2 separate regions of the Mus musculus genome follow, and region 2 is linked to region 1. A link is a loop called in an ENCODE intact Hi-C map of the cell type or tissue named here. Cell type or tissue: heart. All regions are shown on one strand. Links, peaks and the distances in the headings refer to the core of each region. The heading gives the core; the rest is flanking DNA.

Region 1 (5,721 bases), core at 218-5,217:
GTAATTGAATTTCACACAAGTCTCAAAAATGAGGGAAAAGTCTCAAGACAATTTCGAGAAGTAAGCCAGCAGTGCACTCACTCTTGGGACAATGCTGCCTTATCTCCAGTACAATGCTCTACACAACTTGCCTTAGGAGATTCATAATAGAGTTTCATTTTCGTGCCAAGATCCAGACATGTCTAAAGTAATTTCATTTAAAGATTTTCTGCCGAACTAATAAGAATAGACCAGAAGCAGGCGCTGAACAGTCGCCTTTTTGTATACCCTCGGGAGTTTACAAGAAGCACCAGGAACCTGACTGTAAATATTAGGTAGATATTGCTGCTTCTCTTGTGAGGTGAGCAAGTCCTCCTAATGCCTTCTCCAGAGCCAAACGACTCATTTCTTAAACTTTATGGTTTTCCCATCTTGAACAGAGTCTGTGCTAAGAGAGCAGCCCTAGACGGTATTACATCGACATCGATGAGACAGACAGATTCAAGCATGCCTACTACTTCCCAAACACTGCGGCGATATTTTGCTGGTGTTCTTAGATGTATTCTTATCTCAAAGTCAAAATCACTCTTTAAGAAATCAAAAACTCAACCACCAGCTGAGAATGCCGAACTACAAGCTTTCAGACCACAATGCAAATATTTCGACTCCGGATTAAAGAACCGTTAGCAATAATTCCAGGAAAAAGAAAGTTTCCACGCCTAAAGTCCATTTTGGAGACAAGCACACCCGCCTTCCTGAATGGTATCGATACTAAAGTTGGACGTTTGCCATTAAAAAGTTGTTACTACTAAATTATATAATATGCTTTGTTATGTAACACAGTCCTGTTTTATATGCTTAAAATTATGTCATTCATAATAAAACTAGACACAACGTTTTTGCTTTTCACACACAGACTGCCACCCACATTTAGACATATCCACTCGCTTGTGTGCGCGCACACACACACACAGACACAGACACACAGACACACACACAGACACACACACAGACACACACAGACACACACAGACACACACAGAGGCACACAGACAGTTCCTGAATCCCCCAGTTTCCTGCTGAGTTTCAGAACCTCTCGGTGGATAAAGTAACTTTGGTGGTTCCCTGCAGACAGATATCTTGCCGGCCCAGGTTCTGAAAAAGACTCCCTCTTATGGAAAGGCACATCAAACTTGTTTCGTGCCTGTCCATTTTGGGGTCTCACCAGCTCTCTAGATGGCTTTCCTGGGCTCAGCCCCTTGCTAGCAGGTACCCCGTGACTGTGTCCAACTCAGGTTGGGACCATCAGGGACCCCTAGGCTTCCTCAGCATCGCCCGCCTCAGCTGGCGCTGGTCTTCCCCACCCCTCACCCCAGGAGGAAGACCGGTACTTACAGCCTGCGGCCAAGCCCCTCCACCGAACGCCCGCGGGAGGGCACGGAGTAGCTGAGCAGGAATACCAGGACACTCCACTGCTGAACCAGCCTCCGCAGCATCGTGCCGCTCGCTGGCTCTGGGGACCTGCAAGAGTGGAACCCGAGGGTCAGTCCCGGCTCTCCATCTCTTCCTCGCACTGCCCCGCTCCCTCTTTTGGAACCCCGTGGCTTCCCAACAGCCACTCCAAAGTCGAGGGCATCTCACAAGTTAGGAGGAAAAAAGAAAACAAGAAAAAGAAAGCAAAAAAGTGTCTCCGAGCCCCTGAGCACTTACTTGTGTAGGAATCAGCGCCTCTAACTGCGCCTCTCTCAAACCGCACAGGCAAAAAGGGACCCGAGAGGGGAAAAAGCAATCAGAGAGCTTCCTCTGAAAGAAGAGCGAAAACCGGGCGTTTTACATAGGCGTCGGGGATGCGTGGCGCGTTGCTGTGGCTCCCATAGCAATGTCTAATTAGTCTTGGCGGCAGCACTCTGGGTCGTGGGGCAGGTCAAACCCCTCTTCAAACGCGGGTGTTCCTCAGGAGTCAGCTGTCCTGCGCACCGGGCCTCTGGGTGCACAGCCACTTGCGGCAGAGCGCGTATATATACATAGCTGTCGGTCTACCTCCTTCGGTGGGCTGGTTGCTTCCGGAAAGTTGATTCCACAACGCCCTTGAACAAGTTGCAGGCGCGCGTGTCGTGGATGCGAGGGCCAGGTGGCCGCGAGGGCGGGTTCCGGCAGCGGGGCGGAGCGGCCCAGCTGGGGCGGCGCAGGTTGGAGAGTAGCTGTGAGCCCAGCCCTGGAAGGTTCACACGCTCCGGGGCCAACCTGCTGAGAAGTGAGCGAGTCGCAAAGAGGTGGCGCCCGAGGAACGCGCGCCGGCGGAGCAGGCAGGGGTGAGCGGGCCGGCGGGGGCGGGGAGCACAGGGGAGCCCGGAGCCACGGAGCCCCACCCCAGTCCTGGCCCGCGTGGGCCGATCTGACGCTCTCCTCCTCCTGAACCGGCCTGCTGTCGCCTGAGTGGCAGGTCCAGGAGTCCAGGTCCCTACAAACAGCAAGGAGGAACCCCGGGTGGCCTGAGAATCCCAAGAGTCCCAAGCTCGCTTGCAAGCTCGCATTGCACTGCATTCCTGCCTGGTGTGGCCTTCTCCTGGGGAGGGGACTAAACCTAGCACCCAGAAGAGCAAAGGCGATTTTGGGTCTTACTGTTTGGGAAGGGTTGGGGACATCACGTCTGGAGCAGGTCCTAGAACGGGTGTGTGAGCAAGGAAGAAGACCCACTTTGTGATCACAGACGACCTGGAATGCGCAGAGTCCTTCTTTCTCACCTTCTTCTGATAACCTACTCTATGTCCTGATAAAGATTCACTGAGTGCCCATTTGCTTCAGCTTCTCAGTGCTGCTGGGCAGGGAGTGGGGGTGGGGGGTGGGGGAGAAAGTTGTGAGTTACTGATTGTGGGTCTAGAGGTGTGTGTGTGTGTGTGTGTGTGTGTGTGTGTGTGTGTGTGTGTGTGAATACTAGTTTCCCCCCAGGTCCTAGATCACGCTGAAATGAACATGGGAACCACTCAAAGAAGTTTGCCTTCTAGACAATACTGCTGGAAAATTTCATCTGACTCTCTAGGAGGCTAGTGTCACTCAAAGACCTTTGTCAGACCTGGGCTGTGATGCTCTACAGACTTCTGGGGTGGGTACTCCTAGGACTTCTCACCCCTCCCCTCCCCTAAGCCTTGCTGCTCGCCAGCAGTTAAAGCTTTCAGCTGTCTTGGGCGGGGTTCCCTCTCATCAGAAGCCCTTGTCTCTTTCCCTTGATTCCTTTAAACTTCATACTTGTAAAAAAAAAAAAAAAGTTGGCTTCTTCCCACCTTAAAAAGAAACCCGGGAATTTCCATAACGTCCTTTAAGTGGTTAAGAATTTGTAACTGTTAGACATGTTTACATGGCACGAAAAGAGAAAGTTTGAACCTGTGACACTCTGTGATAACCCTTCCCCAAAGATGCTGGAGCCCTAATTGATCTGGAGTGGGGAGCCCCATGAGAGGAAAAGAAGGGACTCACAAAGCAACCATTCTGCTGCGTTTCCTGAGACTTGCTTAACGTTAAACATGATATTTGCTTCACCACCAAGAAAAAAAAATCCAAAGGTACTTTGCCAAGTCTCAAATTACTTTGACTTAAAAATACTCCCCCAATAAAAGGCTGAAACAAAAACTAGACACACTGTGCGTTTAAGGCTGGAATCTATACACTACTTTGATTGATGTTGTTTTTTTCCTAATTAGACAAAATTGACCCTCCTTTCCCCCTTTTCCTTTCTCTACCCCATCACCCACCATCTTTTCTGAGGCTAATGGAAAAACATCATCCATTTTAAAAGAATTTCCTCTCCTGGAAACACAAAGAGAAACTATAGAGAAACTATGGACAATGAGGAATAAGTAGCTTTATCTCCTCAGAATTAAACACTTTCTCATGCTGTGTTACTTCACTTTTTCCTTGAGTCACAAGCTCCTCCACATTCTGACCAAGGAAGGGACATCCTGTCAGTCTCATTCAGAAATATTTGTTTTGTAAAATCAAGTCTTTAATGAATGAAAAGCTTTGTGTAAGTGGTCTTTTCCGTTGTGAGGAAGCAGGTCCTGCTCCAGGCAGACCGAGTTCCTTTCTTGATGTAGAAATTATCTTTAGTGTCAGCCTCCGATTCTTTGCCTTGGCTGCAAAGGGTGTTTTATGACATCATAATCTAGATTACGATCTTGCTAAGGTCACAAGGCAGCAAGGAAACAAAGTGGGGACCCAACCCCCAGGCTTATGAACAGGTCACGTGATTGATCAGGTGACAGGTTTGCTTAGGCTCCCTGTCACACAAGCGCACCTTGACAAGCAAGAGGTTCTGAAGGTCTGCCTCTGCCAGTCCACACTCATGGGAATGCTGAGCTCACGAGCAGTGTCTAGGTTCCCTACTCTGTAAATGATGGTTTTCAAAATCCAGCTTTCAAGGAGGGGCCTCGCACCCATAAGTTCACGGTGGTCACCAGTTTATAGGTATTACCCGCGTGTTTCCTCTATGGAGAGAAGCTAGTGGAAAACTCAAAGTTTTGTATTCTGTACTTCCTCTGTCTTCCTTTTGAGCCAAACAATAAGCAAAGAAATAAACATTTGATTTATGCGTTTGAGTAATGCTTTGGACTAGCCACCAATTCTCACATCTGTCTGCCAGTAGCTCCAAGTCAGGTCTCCAAAATTCCACAAAACCAAACAAATGTACACATCCTTTCTCTCCTCTGGTCACTTGGCTGTTGACAAAAGTTACCCCTTCGAGTAGCATCCACGCTTGATTCTGTGGGATCACAGCTCCGATGACTCGCCCACTGAGGCAGGAGGAGAAGGCTAGGGCTCAAGGCTGCCAAAAAGAAAGGGAATAAGGCTTGAACATCCATAGAGGAGGAAGTCGCCTGCTCATGATCAGCTTGTGGTTAAGTGAGGCTAAAACTCTGCTAATACCTGGAACGCCACTCCAGGGAGGGGCTGAAGAGTGTGCCAGGCTGCTGAGATCCTCCTGTGACCAGAAAAGTGGACCCCACACTTTTCCACATCCATTTAAACCTTGGAAATGCTCTGCTTTCTCCAAACATGACCTGAAAACCCAGCTAGGAGATGCTTTTCAGAGCCCAAGATGATTTGAGATACAAAGGTCTTAGGAAAATGGGTTCTCTAGGTCCCACACTTGTGTACCCTCATTCCCATGGCTAGCAGGAAATATCTGAGGAGAAGGAGGAAGGGAGGGAGGGAAGGAGACAGGGTGGGAGGGAAGGACAAAGGGAGGGGAACAGAGAACATCATTTGGGCTGCTGCTCACTAGAAGCCTTTTGCTGAGTCAAGTTCTTGGCTCCCTTGAGCAGACAGCTCTGGACTTGCATGTGACCACAAATAGGATTCAAAGACACCCCCTGTTCAAAGGACAGTCACACCGTCATCACATCTCTTGCCCTGCTGCAGAAAGTTCTAGCTGTGGTCCAGTTCCATATGAGCTGCCTAGAAGGTGGCATCCCCGGGTGAGACTGGGACCTTGGAGCATTTACTTCTTTATCCCATTGTCCTCCCAGTCCCCTGGTAAAACCAGTCACCTTGCAGTCCCTCCTTGGGGCAGCCCCTGCACTAGGTATCTGCTTTCTCAGGCAGAAAGACTTCTGGACATGGGAAGGTAGGTGAGGCTTTGCATCTGTTTTGTTTTGAGCAGCTCATTGTATGGTTCTGGGACCTGCCTGCTTTTTCAGTTTGTCAGAACTAAGGCCATGACAGTGCATAGCCTCTCTTTTGGATCCC
Region 2 (5,721 bases), core at 544-5,543, 690 kb after region 1:
ACCCTTAGGGAGCAGGTGTCTGTCTGGCTGAGCTTACTGCTTCCATCCTGGGTGGGCCAGTCCCATAGGTTTGAACATAAACACTTCCCAGTATTTTTCAAGTGTTTGAGTTTCTAAAAGGTGCCTGGCCTGCCTTCTTGAATCCTGTACTCAAGCCCCTGTATGTTTAGAGGGAAATCCAATCTACACGTCTCCGATATGCTTCCACTTAACACATCAAAATACTGTTTTGTGAAAACCATTGGGCATCCAGGTTCTTCAGCAGTTCTTTTCAATGGACCTTTTAAAAAACTCTCCCTACATCAGTTAGAAAGAGGATGTCCTGTGTGTTCCAAAAGTTAAAAAGAACTTGAACCTCAAAGACAAAAAAAAAAAAAAAAGTGTCTGGCATCCTACCTGCAGCTCCAAGTCCACAGGGTTCCAGAGGGTTCTATACTGGCAAGTCCTGCCATGTTTCTCAACACAAGCTCAAAACACTCTGGGCACGCCCACCTCTACTTTAGGTGAGATATAAAACACCAGCGATCAGGGAACCATGGTGACCAGACTGCACATAACAGAAGCCCTTAGTGCTGTGGTAAGACATTAAAATCTGCAGCAGGAGCCTGGCTGCATCCATGCCTTGGGGGTGGATTTGATGACTCTAAGTGCTTTGTCAATTACAGGTTCCCCAGGACTCCTAAGTCCTTTCTTTTTTAAAAATAGAAAGGGAGAGGTTTGGGCCAAAGGTGCTGTGTTGCTACAGAACCCAAATGAAAGCAAGGCCAGAAGACTTAGCTGAAAACCCAGGGGCTTACAGGGTGCAGGGAGAGAACAAGGCTCTCTCCTCCAAGACTATAATTATGGGATGACTTTACATGAGGACCTTGCCAAGGGCCCTGCCCTCCCAAGTGCTTGCTGAAGGCTTTATTTTCCTGCCCAGGGTCTCCAACCTAAGCCCATTAGAGAGACACTGAGTCATTCAGGTTCGCTTGGCATTTGTGGGTCCTCTGCCAGTTCTGTACTTTAAGAATCTCATAAAAGCTTTTTTTCCCCTAGTACTGTTTTGACATGATTTTCTATAGTCACCTGAAGATAAATATTCTCTGTAATAATGCTCTAACACTGGTAAATCCTAGCTACTGCCTTGACACCAAGTCCTCACTGTTGAGCCAGGGTGTTGAGCTGGTCAGTTGGTCAAGTGCTTGTTGCCCAAGCACAGGGTTTAGTAATCACATGGGCAGCATTCTTGAAATCCCAGCTCAGACAAGCAGATACTTGGGGCACTGCCCAGCCTAACCTAGTTGGTGAGATTCAATGAGAAACTCTGTTTCAAAAACAAAGATCACAAAAACAAGGAATGACACCCAAAGTTGTCACATACATCAGTGTATGTGCATATATATGTGTATGTTTGTGCATGTGTGTATACACATGTGTATGTGTGTACATGTGTATGTGTGTGAATGTGTGTGCACATGAGTATGTGTGTGCATGTATATGTGTATATATGTGTATACATGTGCATGTGTGTACATGTGTATCTGTGTGAATGTGTGTGCACATGAGTATGTGTGTGTGCATGTATATGTGTGTATGTGTATATATGTGCATGTGTGTGCACATATGTATGTGTGTTCCTGTGTATATGTGTGAATGTGTGTGCACATGTGTATGTGTGTATATGTGCATGTATGTGTATACATGTGTGTGTGTGCGTGTGTGTGTGTGTGTGTGTGTGTGTGTGTGTGTGTGTGTTTGGAGAGTGAGAGGAGAAGGGTAGAGGAGGTTATCCTCAGTGTTGTGTCAATCTGCTTTTCTGTTTACAAGCATAAACACGGGGAACTGGACTGAGGCAGTTGAGAGTCAGCCTTGAGAACTCCCAAGTTTCTTGCTCTACCCTGCACTCCTCCAGTGTTAAAGGCCAAGGGACTCTCTCTTCTGTGTTTAGGACCCAATGGTTGTATGCCTATGTAACAGGGGCAGCTTCCTGGTCCCATGTCTCATCCTCTCCCACCTGTGCCTCAGTACCACATTGTGGTCAGCACACAAAGTGTTTCCCTTTCCCTTAGTATTTAGGCATTTCTGCTCACTGCAGCATCAGCAAGCATCATCATGCCAGACTTTGGAAGCAGTGGCAGCAAGCATCATCATGCCAGGCCTTGGGAGAGATCAACACCATGGTTCACACCAATTCTCATGCCTAAGGCTTTAGAACTGAGCACTCTACAAACAACTCTAGAGCCACGGTGTTCTGCGTTCTCCTTTAGGTGGGTATGTGTATGACTCAACATATGCTCCTTTCTCACATACACACAGAAGCCTGGCCTGTGGGAGGCCTCAGAGTTCGGGAAGCCTCTGCCTGGGAGACATCCTGGCACTGGGGTATTCTGGAGTTACAAAAGATGCACGGCTTTCTGTTGGCTTTCTTCCCTATGTGCGGCCCTGGTGACTGCCCAGGGAGAGGAAAGCCCCTCACTCCCCCAGGACTTGAGGCACCTTCCTGTTCCTTGGCTGCATTTACAAAATCTCCCTGAATAATCAAGCGGCTCTCATGATTTCAGCTTCCCTGGGGAAGGCTCTGGCAGTCCCTGGCAGTGCAGTGCACAAGGTTTGGGGTCTGGGTGGGGGTGGGGGTGGGGTTGGGGACAGAGTGGAGAACTGGAGCTCAGGAGCACAGTTTTGAGCCAAGCTGATTTCTATTACCTTGGGTATGTGAAAGCAGGAAGAAATGTCACATTATCCGCCCCCCCCCAGCTTTGCGTGCCTTGCCTGGCATGGAGTCTGCCAGTTTAGACCACCTATAATGCAGACCTGCAGACCTGGAAGAAAACACTCTCTGTGATAAACACACCCAGGCATCTGTGAGGCAAGAATGCCCTCTAACGGAAGTGTGAAGAATGTCGGTGATTTACCTTCTTTCTATTTAACTGGCAACAATTCTGCCCCATTTTACATCTTGGGTTCAAAGCTCATGTTTACATTCAAATACATCTATCAGGAGGACCTGGTAAGCTGCCAAAAGATTCTTCTGTGGCTCTGTCTCCCATGAATCCTAGTTCCTGCTTATAATTTTTATCCTTACTTATGATTGAGAAATGAAGGGTTTCTGGGCTTAATTTCACTCAGGTTTTGAGATGAGGTAGCCACAGTGTTTTTAGCCCCATCGTCCTCTGAGAAGTGCCCATGCTTTTTCCTAAAGTCATGTGTTAACCATTTAGCCAATTCTACTTGGCTCAGAGCACCCTGAAGTCCTCTTATGATGATGCAATGTCGCAAAGTCCAAGTTGATCTGTGTGGGTCGGCATAGGAGAGCTCCGTTCAGACTTGCTGACTGCACTTACTGAGAAAAACCCACATAGGCATATTCCAGAAGCAGTGCCGATTAACTCAAATTGAACCCCAGATCAGGCTAAGCTTGTTGGGCATTACATGCCTCTCTCCTCTGTGAGTGAACTAAGCCATTAATACTTAGACAGTAGAGACAGCTGCTTGGATTCTGGGCCATGTCTGAAGGGCCTTTTCACCCTGTCACTTGGCCGAGACGGTGGCTCAGACAAGAAATGGATTCAGCTAGCTTCCCATGCCATCCAAGCAGAACCAGGTCATGTGTAAGAACGGCAAACCATGGGCTTCCAAGAGCTATGGAAATTGGTGGAGCTTGCTGTCACTAGAAGCAAGACTTATAGACCAGCATTTCTTCTCATTTCTTTGTTAGACTGGAAATGACTACCTGGCCTGTAGGTGTGTGACTTATAACCGGACCCCTGAGCCTGAACCTGAACCAGGAGGGACACCCACTCAACTCAAGAGTAGAGTTGTCTACTCTACTCTTGAGGTTTGTCTCTCACTTTTGTGGTTCATAACATTAAATCACTGTGAGGCTGGGAAATGACTCAGCATAAACATGAAGACTGAGCTAGATTCTCAGCACATGTTAAAAAAGGAAAAAGAAAAAAGAGAGAGAAGAGGAAGGGAAGGAAGGAAGGAAGGAAGGAAGGAAGGAAGGAAGGAAGGAAGGAAGGAAGGAAGGAAGGAAGAAAAGGAGGAAGGGAAGGAGGGAGGGAGGGAGAGAGAGCAGTCCAAGTTCAGTGGAGCACACCTGTTCTCTCTTTCTCCTGCAGGGGAGACAGAGGCAGGAAAACCCCTGGAACTGGCTCAGAGTCTCTTTGTGCTTAGAAACAAAATTCTGACATCTCCTCTGTGGGGCTCGCCATGGCAATCACTCTGTATTTTAAACTTTGAATGCCTCATGCAGGGTAGAAGCCCTGTAGCCCCATGTGCCTGTGAACCCAAACCTCCTTCATCTTTCTTGAGAGTGCTCCCTGCTTTAGGATAGAATGAGAATAAAAACCTCAGGGGTCTTCTGTGGAGATATTTCCAGGCTCCAGCAGGGAGTGAATTCAGTCTTTGCCTGGCTCCTGGGACAGAGTCCAAAGCAGAGAGCAGGAGGGGTTGGTGATCCATGCAGTTGACACAATACATATACAGTGCTGTGGGTCAAGGTGCAAGTGGATTGAAGGAGCTCTGTGTGGGCTCAGGACATGTCCACAAAGCACATTGTGGGCGGCCTGGCCTCAGGGTTACATAGAGAACTGTGTGGCAAGATCCTCGTGTGACCTCTGCCCAAAGTTGACTCAAGTCTGTTCCAGCCAAATGTTATTCATCTCTCATTTTTAAGAGTTAGATAGCTGCTCACCAACTCCCCAAAGGCCTGGAGCTGATCAAACTTCAGAAGGAGCCAAAAACCAAAGCAAAAAAAAAAAAAAAAAAAAAGCGTTTAAGTAATACCTGGTGATTGTCTATAAACTTACCTTTGGGGCCCTCCAGTGGTTACCAGAAAAACTGAGCACTCAGGCTCCAGTCCCTCAGAAATGATTCAGTCAACCGTCAACCACACAGCCAATATCCCATGTCACAGCATCTAAGAGAAAGTGTCTCAGAGGGTGGGGGTAGGGGTGGGCAGGATAGAATCCTGCTATTCCATGACTGTAGAGAGCCATATATGGGATGGCAGACAACCCAATTTGTTCTGCTTCTTCCTCTCCTCAGACGCAGGGTTTCCACATCCCTCTCTACCTGCCCAGCTACCGAGTGTGTGTGTGTCTGTGTGTGTCTGTGTTCGTGTGTGTGTGTGTGTGTGTGTGTGTGTGTGTGTATGTGTGTGTATACATATGTGTGTATGTATGTGTGTGCATATATGTATGTGTATTTGTTTATATATGTATGTGTGTACACACATATATTTGTTTATATGTGTATAATGTGTATATATGTATGTATGCGTGTGTATGTATATGTGTGTGTGTGTATATGTATGTGTGTATTTGTGTATGTGTATGTAGATGTATGTGTATGTATTTGTGTATGTATATGCGTATGTGTATGTATGTGTGTGAAAGTTTGTATATATGTGCATATATGTGTATTATATGTATGTGTGTGTATTTGTGCATGTGTGTATTATATGTATGTGTGTGTATTTGTGCATGTGTGTATATATGTGTATGTGTAAATATGTGTATGTGTGTGTGTATATGTGTTGTGTGTGCACATGCACATGTGCAGTTGAGAGCTCAGTGAGATGTAGCCAGGTATCTGGGACAACTGCTTCCTCCACAAGTGTGATTTTTAGTTGTACCACTCCTGGTGGACTTTATAAATGTGGTTCTCTTTGTTATTTCCTTTTGTGACTTTCTTACCCAGTGTTTGGTGACTGCCTCTTTGGTCTTCTTCTTCCTA

Evidence for each region. A loop is a pair of places that touch in the nucleus more often than their neighbours do. Peaks named below come from ENCODE experiments on the same cell type or tissue, not always from the same donor. Only the 100,000 strongest peaks of a DNase experiment are listed, where the experiment ranks them.
Region 2: it touches region 1 in a loop (4-fold over the local background); 6 of 42 quality-filtered maps call a loop at or near these places.

What each region holds. Positions count from the first base shown.
Region 1 is chr6:147,261,896-147,267,616 of GRCm38, forward strand. Pthlh (parathyroid hormone-like peptide) reads right to left here and starts at 2,118. Exons shown (of 4, transcript NM_008970.4): 1 at 1,690-2,118; 2 at 1,375-1,500. The coding sequence starts at 1,475. In heart, for the core only: a CTCF peak has its summit at 2,254; a DNase peak (open chromatin) is centred at 2,266; H3K4me3 peaks cover 1,710 bases; H3K27ac peaks cover 831 bases; H3K27me3 peaks cover 4,377 bases.
Region 2 is chr6:147,950,625-147,956,345 of GRCm38, forward strand. No RefSeq gene overlaps it. Among named protein-coding and RNA genes, the nearest start is that of Far2, 94 kb to the right of the region's middle. In heart, for the core only: CTCF peaks have their summits at 2,867 and 4,814 (motif pointing left); a DNase peak (open chromatin) is centred at 1,187.